Regions from separate parts of the Homo sapiens genome. Here region 2 is linked to region 1. Evidence: read pairs that join two places in POLR2A ChIA-PET (ENCODE). Cell type or tissue: HepG2. All regions are shown on one strand. Links, peaks and the distances in the headings refer to the core of each region. The heading gives the core; the rest is flanking DNA.

The links. ChIA-PET counts read pairs that join two places held together with the same protein. Peaks named below come from ENCODE experiments on the same cell type or tissue, not always from the same donor. Only the 100,000 strongest peaks of a DNase experiment are listed, where the experiment ranks them.
Region 2: POLR2A ChIA-PET joins it to region 1 with 6 read pairs; 12 of 35 experiments call an interaction of 5 or more read pairs at or near these places.

The regions. Positions count from the first base shown.
Region 1 is chr14:68,606,159-68,609,065 of GRCh38, reverse strand. LOC107984016 (a long non-coding RNA gene) reads left to right here. Exons shown (of 3, transcript XR_943973.3): 3 at 2,580-2,907. It also overlaps a transcript of RAD51B not described here. Among named protein-coding and RNA genes, the nearest start is that of RAD51B-AS1, 78 kb to the left of the region's middle. RefSeq lists an enhancer at 1,385-2,031. In HepG2, for the core only: no CTCF peak of the experiment used is centred there; DNase peaks (open chromatin) are centred at 1,505 and 1,805.
Region 2 is chr14:68,782,906-68,785,812 of GRCh38, reverse strand. No RefSeq gene overlaps it. Among named protein-coding and RNA genes, the nearest start is that of ZFP36L1, 8.7 kb to the left of the region's middle. RefSeq lists enhancers at 940-999, 1,144-1,288 and a cis regulatory region at 1,209-1,222. In HepG2, for the core only: no CTCF peak of the experiment used is centred there; DNase peaks (open chromatin) are centred at 1,142 and 1,722; H3K4me3 peaks cover 686 bases.

The sequences.
Region 1 (2,907 bases), core at 321-2,820:
GAACAGGTGAAGGGAGGAAGCTGCGGCCAGAGAGTGGACATCAGCAGCCAAGGTCTCAGGGTAGATGGCTGGAGGTGTCTGAGGGAGCCAGGCAGGTAAGTGACAGATAGACCAGTGCAGAGGTTGAGAAGTGGGGGCCCCGGAGGAGGGGCCACAGCATGGAGAAGGGAGTATCTGGGCCGGCTGCAGAGCTGATGGGTGACAGAGGAAGAGGGACCAGCAGGGCTGGAGCCCAGAGCCTTGGCTGGGGAAACTGCTGTGGACAGCCCTCCTCTTCATTCAGCGATAGCACCTGTTGGGAAGCCAGGAGGCTCCCAGAGGCAAAGGGGGCCTGCTCTGTTCATGCTCACTTAACCCCACTCCTTGAGGGCCTGGGCTGAGGTGCTGATGCCTGAGTTTCATGCCCGGGAACTGTGATGGTGAGGGGAGGGCATGAAAGGTGGCTCCTTCAGCTACTGACCCATGGCCCTACAGCCTGCCCAGGAGTACTCTGCAGCCGCCAGCTACCTGCAGCTGCTCTCCTCCTCCAGGGAGGTTAAAGCCCCATTCTAGGTCAGGCCCTTAGGCAGGGAGAGTCCAGCATTTCCTCTTTCACAGCCCCGGGACTTCCTCACCACGCTCAAGCAAGGCCCCTCTGAAGCCGAGCATCTCCTGCGTGCTCCCAAGCCAGGGAACTCTCACTAGGGAAGGACTCGGGGTGGTGGTGGGGGACAGGCCCTCAGCACTTCCCCTCTTAGAGAGACAAGCCAACAGCACAGCTGGACGCCCCACTCGCAATTTGTTCAGCTCAGTTTGATTCTCTTTCTCTCCCTGGTGAGCTTCAGTTTGGAGTTGTTTGCTCTTCATCAGCAGTTTCTGGAAATGTGGTGTTTGGAGAGGGTTGGGGAGGCCTAAGAGAAGGGCAGGGAAGCTGAGAGACTGTGCTGGTGCCCAGCTGCACCTGGGGTGGTCTCTCATGGCACGCGCTGTGCCCAACCCTCAGGCCTACCGCCCTCAGCAGACCTAGGTGTCCTTTCTCAGGCCTCTCAGAACCTTTGGCCTCATACCACCCCTGGCTAGAAAGTGCCACGGGCTCCTTCCACTCAAACCAGAACCTTCTTTTCTTGATTCCTTCCCCTGAGGTCTGGGATTTCTTTGCCTTTCGGCCTGGCTCTTCTTTCCTCTGGAGGCCTGTGTGAGAAGGGGCACGATGTAGGGCCGGGCCTGTCCTCCCGGGTAATCGACAGCCCCTCCTCCTACATTGCCAGCCCCTGTCTTCCTCCCCAGCACCCCGCAGAATGGCTTTGGCCCTCCTTAGAGTGCGCCTCCCCGGGGCTGTGTGCTCCCCGTCCTTTCCTGGTGCCCCATGGTATCTGTCCACAGCAGAAGAGGAAGACACAAAGGCTTTGTGCAGAGACCCCGGGAAGAAGAAGATAAATGGAATTTGCAATAAATCCAGGAGCAAAGTTGTAACTTGACTTAAAAACAAACAAAAGGGCCAGAACTGCACTTAAGCTCGGCAGAAGCTCATCTCCCAGTGTAAACAGAAAAGGGCGGACGTGGGCTGAGGAGCCTCACGGGCCTGGGCTGGCAAGGGAGGGGTCTGGAGCAGGGCTGGCCGCAGACTTCCTCTGGAAGAGATGGGCTGTGGGGGAGGGTCTCTGTGGCCTTGTGAAAGGAGAAAGAAGGTGCTGGCATTGTTGTTGTTTGCCACGCATTTTTCCATGACTTACTCTTTCGAAAGGATACTCTCAGGATTGGGACAAGAAGGTTGTTTTCAAACTGGTACTGGGCAGATAAAAGCTGGGACCAATGGAGAGCAAACAGAAGTGCTGGCATGAGCTCCCAGCCTCAGCCTTCCCTGGAACTGGAACACTGGAGCTCCCTTAAGCCTCTGCACGGGCTCAGAGGGGCTGGGTGCACTACACTGTGTTTCCCTCAGTGGCCCGCCCGCATGACCCTGGAAAAGTCACTCTTGCTGCAATCACTGTGCCTCACCTAGAAGTGTGAGGCTGGACTTAAATTACGGCGCCTTGTTTTTACATGTGACACTTTATAATTTACATATGACACTCCATAATTTACACATGACATGCCACAGTTTACATGTGACACTCCCTAATTTCAACATGCCTCTACACACCTGAGCCTCCTCAACTACTGAAGAAGTTGGGTGGATCAGATGTTATCATCATCTTATGCGTAGGAAAACTGACACAGAGAAGTAAAGAGAACTAGACAAGGTCACACAGCAAATTAGCAGTTGCCCCAGATCAATGCAGTGGGAAAGGTGGGTCCTGAGGTACAGTTCCGACTCAGTTAATAACAAACTGTGTCATCTTGAATGAGCTGCTTAACTTCTCTGTGCCTAGGTTTTCGTCTAAGATGCGATTCCTTCCAAAGGTTAAACAGATTGGCTCCCACCCTCTTTAACTCTTTGTGGCTGGGTTTTTCAAAGTCAGGAACCCCAGGGAACCCAATGGTGTGTCAAGGACCATACAAAACCACAGTTTAAACATGGCATACCTTTCCAGAGCCTCATTTCTACACTCAGATATTTTTGGAGGAAAAAAAGTCAACATAATGAAATCTTTTTTTAGGTTGTAAAACAAGATGGTGATATTGTAGAAGAAGATGCAAAAATTCCAATTTTAAAAGCAAAACCAGAAAACTTCAAGGACACGTGGTGCTTGCTGCCATCTGTTTCCGGTTCTGCAGAGTATGTGTTTGCTCCCTCCTGCCTCCTGGGAGCTTGGTGGGAGAGTTTGGGAAGTGTTGCCAGGGAACCCACCCTAAGAAGCCTGGCTTGGCTCTTCCTAATGGGTATTCGAGCCTCACTAGGCAGTGAGCTGCTCATATTCCTGGTGAAGGTGAGATGGAGCTGTTTTCACAGCATCTTACACAGTTGTTCCGGTCCTAGGCTGCACC
Region 2 (2,907 bases), core at 174-2,673, 180 kb before region 1:
CAGCAGCAGCCCTGTGCTGTAGTCTGGCAGGGAGGCCAGGGAAGTGTGAGCCCAGAACTGGCAAGAAACCCCTATCTCTGAGCTCCTCTGCAGCTAGGAAGGATAGGAACTATGCTGAGGGAGTTGAAGGGAAGGCTTTCACGAGGGAAGTGGGTCAGGAAAGGCCAGGCCAATCCTGGGGCACAAAGCCTTCTTCTCCACCCCTTACCCTGGAGGCCAGGGTGTCTTGAAGGCTGGGTTTAGGGGCCTGCACCAGGTCTGCCATGGATGGGTGGGGCCTCTGTGGCTACTGGCCCTGCAACCCACTCTCTGGCTGTTGGATGAAGATCTTCTCTTGGAGCAGCTCAAAGAAATGAGCTATTTTGGCCACCGAGCAATGCCTTTCCTGGCCTGGAGGCCTCATTCTCAGGAGGAAGGCTATGGTTCAGTGACACTCATGAAAGGAGGGCTTTGAGGGCCAACTGAGATTGTGGGTTAGTCTGAAGATGGGTTTTACAGTCAACTGGATCACGAAGCACTGGTTACCGAAGAGGCAGGGGTCATGGCAGGGGAAGGATCCAGGGCGTGAAGGAAGAAGGGGTGTTGAATGGAGCCCTTGGACCAGGGTTCAAATCCCAGCTCCCCTTCTACCAGCTTGTGCTTTGGATAAATGACTCAACCTTGGATTTTTCAGCTGTATCTCAAGGAGTTACTATGAGATCAAGCGAGCCATTAGTCATGACAGCTCTTTGTAAGTGCCAGGTAGTCCTCTAAGAATTTCCTGTGTGTTAACTCATTGAATGATCATAATGACCCCACGGAGGAAGCTCTATACTGTTCCTTTTGTATAGATGGAGAAATTGGGGTGCAGAGAAATTCACTAATTTGTCATACAGGGAGTCGGTGTCAGGATTTGAACCCAGGCAGGCGACCTCCATCACTATGCTAGAGTGTTGTAGGCTGGGACACTGGAGCAGTCCCTGGCACACAGTAACTGCAAATCAATCAGTGTTAGTTGCCCTCTCCCTTGGCCTTTTGTGGAGATTCTGCATGAACACAGGAGGCAACGAGTTGGATTAGATGATTCTGCACACACCCCCTCCGTTGAGTGCCATGACCTCACCTCCCATGAGGCCCTGCATTGGCACATTTGGAGGACGGAGTCTGGGAGGAGGGGGTAGGCCATCCCCTTGGACTTTCCCCTTCTCTGCCTGCCATGAGGTGGCTTCTGTTAATGATCAACAGACCAAAGGGTGCCCTAGGGCTGCCTCAGGGAGTTGGCTCCATGCCCTTCTTCCCCCGGGGTCTTCCACCCCTGTGTGTAGCCAACCATTTAATCATGTCTGGGTGGACTGACTGGAGGCTACCTGAGTTCAGAGGGGGAGGAGGTGGGGAGGTTAGCCAGGCCCCTGGTCACCCCCTTGCTGCCTTGCAGGTGGCCCTTCTAAGGCCTGCCACTTGCCTGCTGGGCAGAAGGCAGAGATTCTGAAGGTTGGAAAGCAAGGCAAAATCTCAGCCTTTTCTTGAATAAGGTCAGCACTGGGGGTCTCACCTCTTGATAGGTAAGGCTGGTGTTGAGAAACCTGGCCTACAATGCTTTCTGTGGGAGTCCCAGATGGTTACAGCTGAGTTACCATCATAGAAAACCAGACTCTGAGGAGCCAGGGCAGGGGCTGCCCATAAGAGCCAGCTGCTGGTCAGTGGACAAGGATGCCTCCTCCACATTGAAGCTGTTTGCAGTTGTTCTGAAATGTTGGCAAAGCCCAGGTCTCAAAGTACAGGGCTGTGAGTGATGACTGTACCTGTGCTATCAGCTTGGGTTGCAATGAAAATAAATATGGGCAATCGCCAAAACTAAGGCAATTTTTTCAGCACCTGGAGCCAGGCAGGTAGCTTCCCCCTGACTCCAAATGTACCTCAGGGAGAAGGAGCTCATGACCACACAGGTCAGCATTCATTTCCGCCAATCCCAGTATTCCAGAGCTATGGGAGGCTCTATTGTCCGTGGTAAGGAGCTGGTTTTGGAGTTACAGGGACCTGGGTTCAAGTCCCTGTTTGGCCTCAAGGTCACTCTGTGACTTCAAGCTAAACACTTAGTAAGAAGTTCAGATCCCAGTTTCCTCATTTGTAAAATAGGATGATGGTGATAATGATGATGATAATGACACCTAGGTCAATGGATAAACAAACAAACTGTGGGATTGTCACATCATGGAATACTATGCAGCTATATAAAAGAACAAATAACTGGTACACAACAATGTGGAAGAATTGCTAAAACAAAGTTGAATGAAAGAAACCAGCCACAACAGAGCACATATTGCATGAGCCCATTTGTATGAAGTTCATAAACAGGCAACAGTGATCTATGATAATTGATATTTGATTAGAGGATAGAGAATACATGTAAAAGTTCATTGACCTGTGCACTGAAGATTTGAGCACTTCACTGTAAGTTATACTTCAAAAAGACAAACCTATACAGTTGTCGTGAGTGTTAATACATGTAAGGAAAAGAAAAAGAAATTCAGTACCTGGCCCATTATAGGCACTTAATAAATTGTGGCTGGTCTTTGTAATAGCAACAACTGGATGATGCAGGTACTGTTCTAGTCCCCTTTTATAGAAGGAGGGAATGGTCTCAGAGCAGGTGAGTGACTTGCCCAGGGGATGTGGGGCTTGAATCCCACCCCAATGGCTCTCAAGCTTGCACAGTTTCCTACTACCTAATACTGTCCCTCAGTGAACAGGTGCTGTTTCTGCAGGAAAGCTAAATTTGCAGTAACCCAGGCACAACGAAGTTGACTAATTAGTAAGTGTAATCATCTGCATTAGAAAAGTTTTTCTTTTTGCAGATTTAAAATAAGCCTCCTTGCTAGTCAGTACCTCCTACGCCCTGTGGGAGGTAAAGGGAGGCCGAGTTGGGGG